2 separate regions of the Homo sapiens genome follow, and region 2 is linked to region 1. Evidence: chromatin contacts called from ENCODE Hi-C or POLR2A ChIA-PET data. All regions are on one chromosome and are shown on one strand. Each heading gives the region's core, a stretch centred on a gene start or an enhancer-like site at or near the end of the contact. The rest is flanking DNA. Distances are from core to core; before and after follow the strand shown.

Region 1 (2,984 bases), core at 378-2,877:
GATAGATATTAAGTAATTTGCCCAAAGGACACAGCTGATGGTGATAGGATCTAGGATTTTGTCCCAGCTCTATCAGAATCCATATTCTTAACCATTGTATTGTAGCATTTTCTTGGGAGTTGAAAAGGGATTCGATTTGTACTCTAAAGGGTAGAATTTAAAACCAGTGAGAGGAAATGAGAGAAAGGCACATTGTTTCTCAGCATAAGAAAGAACTTTGCCACAGTGGGAGTCGTGCTCAGGGTTCCAACTTGGGTGAGGATTTGAATTTGATTAGAATCGTGATTTTAATCAACATTGTTTACATCAGAACTAGGGGTCTGGACCCTGCGGCTAAAATTCTTGAGTTGAGCGGTTCCGACCTTCAGGTTTTCTTCATTTGTTTTTTCTGGAGAAATGTAATTCCTTTCACTTTTGCTTGGCTTTCTGTAAGTTACTTTTTCATGGGGTAAGGGTGAGAGTGGAGTGGACGAAATAACTCCTTGAACCCAGCCTGGGGAAGCCTCCAGGCAGCTTGGGCCCGGTGGCCCTTTCCTTGACTCCACAGCACCCCCTAGTGAGCTGCTGGAGATCTGCGAGCTCAGCCAGGAGAAGATGAGCTCTGTGTTTGAGGACAGTAACGTGTACATGTTGCACATGATGTACCAGGCCATGGGTGTCTGCTTGTACATGCAGGACTGGGAAGGAGCCCTGCAATATGGACAGAAAATCATTAAGCCCTACAGGTGATTGCAGAGGCTGTTCTAATCATCCACGGAGTGGAATTTGGTTGTTTAGAATGTATACGATAGTGTCATCTTCCTGCCCATTGCTGAGACTTGCCTAGCGCAGCTGCCTCTTCTCTGCACCCACATCTGGAGGTGCTGGTGCAGGGCACTGCTCCCGAGTCAGGCCTGTTCTCACCATCATCCCAAGGAGACAGGTTGAGGTTATGCAGCGGATACTGGGGCAAGATCCCTCCCAGGTCCATCCAGGGCCATATCCATAGTAGTTAACTCAGGCTAGTTTTGAGAAGCCACTAGTTTGCTTCTTTTCCCACCCACTGCTTCCAAGTTTAATTACTAAGTGGTGGTCTCAGAAACCCTGGTTTTCATCATTACTCACACCATCCCCTTCTTTTGCTTTTTCAAATTACAGCCCCAGTTTGCAAATGGGGAAGCTCTGGGACCAGTGGGTTGACCGTGGTTATCTAATCTCCCCACCCCAGGTTTGGAAAAAAGAAACAAAAATTGCTTTTTAATTTGTAGTAATAATGAATATTAGCCCTGGAGAGATTTCCTGCCTGAGAGGGTTACTAAACCTAAAAGTGGGTGACAGACGGAAGTTGTGGCTTTGTCCTCTGACTCGGACTAGACACTTCAGGGCTGAGGTGGCCTAGATGGGATCACTGGAGCTCTTTTTAAAGGCACTGATATTATGCATTTACAGGGTACGTCCAACACCAAGTGGGCCAAGTGAATCAGGGTCGCTGGGCATTAGACCCAGAAATCTGTGTTCTGGAAGCATCCCAGGTGTTTCTCAGGAGTTTGAGAAGCCCTCAGTCTCCTTCCACTTCCGAGATTAGGGTCTGTGAAGGTTGTGTCTGGTCTGAATGTCCACTGCCCACTCCACCCTCTACTTACCCCACTGTGCCCTGATTAGCCAGCAGGGGGAGCCCAAAGGAAGCCAGCTCTTAAAATCTGCTCTTGGAAACAGAATTTGTTAAATTGGGGATAAACTCAAACCTTCCTTTTCTCCTAGAGTGTGTGAGGAAGTGCACTGGCCTCATGCGCAGTTCTCTGTGTGAGATCTGTAGGGAGAGAGGAGCAGACAGACAGCATCCCAGCCCTGTGGTTCTCCCAGCAGGGCCTTGCTCTGCTAGACCCATCTTTATCTGCGTGAGCCCCTCCCGGAAGCCCAGCTCTGGTCTTCTGTGGGGCCGTGGGTCCCAGGGCTGCCTCCTACCCAGGAATACAGCTAGAACATGTCTTTTTGGACTGACTTTCAGGAGACACAGGGTGGAACAGCCTAGCCTTTAAATAAACACCTCTTACACACATGTAAACACACACACTGGCTCACCCACCAGCTGCCTCTGGGCCCTGTTCTTAGGGAAATGGCTGTTTCCCAGGCAGACCCCATCAGTCAGTCTTCAGGTACAGCCGGAGAGAACACTTGCTGTATCTAAAGCCCCTGCTGGACAATGGGGAAAGAACATCCAGAAGACACAGGAAGTGTTCTGACTTCAGAGCACTTAACTGTTTTGCTAAACCAACCCATATCATAGTGTGACAGAAAGCTGGGGTCTTAAGACACATTGGGGTGGGTGGGGGTTGGGTGGGTGGCTGTATGTCTGAGTACCTAAGGTGATAGGCCTAATTGCTGCCTTCATAAATGGGACATTTACTTCACAAGCTGTTTTCCCAGGGTCTTCCTCTGGGTATGTCTGAAATATAAAAATCTGGACTGGGATTGAAGATTGTGTTTACAAATGCTTTTGAATAGGATTTCTCCTGCAGTTGTTACGTAGCTTTTCAGAAACACACAAACTACAAATAATGAACAACATCTGCAATGATTCGGCAGGGTGGCAGCATCCACGCTCTCCACCCAAACCCTGGTGGGATTTGGAGAGGCCGCTGGTGGGCAGAGGTTGGCCCTAAGCATGGCAGCCTCCGGCTTACTGCACCCAGCCTGTGGGGCGGCTCAGTAGCCGCTGACATGGTGGCCTGTTGTCTCTTCTCTTGTTCTAGTAAGCACTATCCTTTGTACTCCCTCAACGTGGCCTCCATGTGGTTGAAGCTAGGGAGACTCTACATGGGCCTGGAACACAAAGCCGCAGGGGAGAAAGCCCTGAAGAAGGTATGTCTGTAACTCGGCCTTAGGATTCCCAGTGGCCAGATGGCCTCCTTAGCGCACCTCCTTCATGCCTCACCAGGCTGAATGGCTGAAGCAGTGGAGGGTGAGCAGCTCTCACCCACCCTCTTGCCGTGGGAGCAGCGGGG
Region 2 (2,798 bases), core at 8-2,507, 190 kb after region 1:
CCCAGCTACTTGGGAGGCTGAGGCAGTAGGACTGCTTGAGTCCAGGAGTTCAAGACCAGCCTGGGCAAAAAAACAAGACTCTGTCTCTAACAAAAATGTAAAAATTAGCTAGGCAGGATGCTGCACACCTGTAGTCCCAGCTCCTCGGAAGGCTGAGGCAAGAGGATCCCTTGAGCCCAGGAGGTCAAGGCTGCAGTGGGCTATGATCGTGCCACTGCATTCCAGCCTGGACAACAAAGAGAGACCCTATCTCTTAAAAAAAAGGCGGGAGGGGGCGAGTGGAGAAGGATTCAAAATATAATAGGATCAATGGAAAGACAACATATCTCCTGTGAAATTTATTTTTTCAGACTATGCTCCTCTCCAGCAATCTCTAACATATCAGCTATGGCTTCCTATTTCAAAATCCTTCACCCACCTCCCAATCTTCTCTTCTCTCTCTTGTCTATCACATCCTGTTCTCTAGAGATTTCCAGCCCAGAATTTGAAACACCCCAAGTGTCTCAAATTATTTCAAAATAAGTTATGAAACTTTCAAAACAAATTAATGTAGTAAGTGTACACTATAAAGGAATCTGCCATGGAGGGTGTCAGGAAACCCAAAACCCTGGAGATCATGTTGCAATTCCCAAAAGGAAGCAAACCACAGCTCAGGAGAGGCCAAGGAGGTATATATGTAACATATAGCAGTCCCACAAACACTTTAAAGAACTACACAGAATCAGCACTAAATCTCTGCGAAGATTCAGAAGTCGGTGCCAGCACTGTGACAGAAGGCAATGTTTTGCAGAGGGCAGTGGAGGTACAACAGAATATGTATCTTTTTCCACAGTGGAGCAAAACTTCGGCTAAATTCTACTAAACCTCTTACCCCAACCACTTCCAACCTCTGACGGGACACTTTTCTAAAATGATCCCAACAAACCTGGTGAACCTCTGAAAATATATCCAAACAAAATTAATTGTAATGTAAACAAATGTAAAAACAAGTATACTGCATACGTTATAGTCCCATTTCTCATGGGAAGGGTCAGCTGCGAATGCTAAGATCATTCAAATAACATGACTTATCACAGCAAAACAAAAGTTTAAATTTACTATTTAAATTTGCTACTTGAATCTTTCCTGGACAAAAACAAACCTGGCAACTAGTTTCTTCTGAAGAGTAAACAGCACAGAAGTTTCCTCTTTCACTCTGACCGCAAATTCAACCACAGAGTTAAAACAAAAAGTTTTCTAGAATTCATGAATCTGTACAGAGGTGTTCAGCTGGGAAGCTTAGGAATCATATTCTACTAGATCAACTAAGTCAACAAAGACAAAGAAACTGAGTCATGGGTGGCTAAGTAACTTGCCTAAAACCAAAATAGCTAATTAGTGACTTGGGACTCAGGTTTCTGAAATTCCACAGGCGTGCACTTTCCACTAGACCACATGGGTGAGGATGGGGGATGGTAGGAGGAGGTGCAAAAATTCAAAATGGACTTGGCCCGTTACACATCTGCCCAGAGTAGTTTCATCTTACATGGCCTAAGGGACTCTCAAGGAACAAGCTAAAGTCAACTTTTTTTTTTTTTTTTTTTTTAAGACGGAGGCTTGCGCTGTCACCCAGGCTGGAGTGCAGTGGCATGATTTCAGCTCGCTGCAGCCCCTGTCTCCTGGGTTCCAGCGATTCTCCTGCCTCAGCCTCCTGGGTAGCTGGGATTACAGGCGCACACCACCACGCCCAGCTAATTTTTATATTTTTAGTAGACAGGGGTTTTCACCATGTTGGCCAGGCTGGTCTCGAACTCCTGACTTCAGGTGATCCGCCTGCTTCCACCTCCCAAAGTGCTGGGATTACAGGCGTGAGCCACCACGCCCGGCCAAGCTAGAGTCACTTCTAATGGTGCCTGGGTAGCGTTTTTAGACAATAAAGTGACTAACATTAATTTGGAGTCAGAGTATACACATACCAACAGTAATTCAAATACCATTCCAAAAGTCACTATCTGATTTTCTAAAGGTCAGATAGGAATTAAAGGAAAAATGCCATTTGAATATATTCAATTGCCAATAAAATATACACTCCAAGGAGACTGACTACCCTTAGAATCTGTTAAGTAAGGACTCAAGGTCCCCAGATGGTTAAAAGAAAAAAAAAATAGAAAAAGAGAGGTAGCTCTGGTAGAAAAAAAAACAGTTCTTAGATCACCACAACCACAGCAATGAAAGGAACCCAAGATTATATCCAAGTACTGACTGGCCCAAACACAGCAGAGAAGAATAGGCATTCTGATTATCAGTGTTTGAAAAATCCAGGTTTAGTTTAGGTTTGAGATGTGTGGAAGAAGTGATGAGACAGAAAAGAGGAAAAATTAGAAAACCAGAGGAGAGGAAAGAAAGTCATGAAGTGGTAAAGAGAGCAGGTGGGCCGGGCGCGGTGGCTCACGCCTGTAATCCCAGCACTTTCGGAGGCCAACGCGGGGGGATCACCTGAGGTTGGTAGTTTGAGACCAGCCTGACCAATATTGAGAAACCCTGTCTCTACTAAAAATATAAAATTAGCTGGGCATGGTGGCACATGCCTGTAATCCCAGCTACTGGGGAGGCTGAGTCAGGAGAATCACTTGAACCCGGGAGACAGAGGTTGCGATGAGCCAAGATCACGTCATTGCACTCCAGCCTGGGCAACAACAGCAAAACTCCATCTCCAAAAAAGAAAAAAAAAAAAACAGAAGGTGATAAGGCAAGAAGGTGCGGATCTCAGAGCCTTGGCAGGAAAGCCCCCACCTTCTGCAGAGGAAAGCTCCGGTCAA

What was found. Hi-C counts contacts between places; a loop is a spot of excess contacts on that map. ChIA-PET counts read pairs that join two places held with the same protein, here RNA polymerase II (POLR2A). Pooled maps may share reads with other maps.
Region 2: a loop to region 1 is called in a pooled map, with 7 times the contacts of the local background. The contact joins two enhancer-like sites. A Hi-C loop is called at or near these places in 6 of 50 pooled maps. POLR2A ChIA-PET finds 5 or more read pairs at or near these places in 3 of 52 experiments (A549, H1 and activated naive CD8-positive, alpha-beta T cell).

What each region holds. Positions count from the first base shown.
Region 1 is chr1:214,331,468-214,334,451 of GRCh38, forward strand. SMYD2 (SET and MYND domain containing 2) reads left to right here. Exons shown (of 12, transcript NM_020197.3): 10 at 551-725; 11 at 2,733-2,841. Among named protein-coding and RNA genes, the nearest start is that of SMYD2, 52 kb to the left of the region's middle. Within about 2 kb of position 1,628, at least 7 of the 41 ENCODE cell types and tissues checked have a DNase peak (open chromatin) inside an H3K27ac peak, as active enhancers do.
Region 2 is chr1:214,524,399-214,527,196 of GRCh38, forward strand. All of the region lies in intron 1 of PTPN14 (protein tyrosine phosphatase non-receptor type 14), which reads right to left. Among named protein-coding and RNA genes, the nearest start is that of PTPN14, 26 kb to the right of the region's middle. RefSeq lists an enhancer at 1,230-2,113. Within about 2 kb of position 1,258, at least 3 of the 41 ENCODE cell types and tissues checked have a DNase peak (open chromatin) inside an H3K27ac peak, as active enhancers do.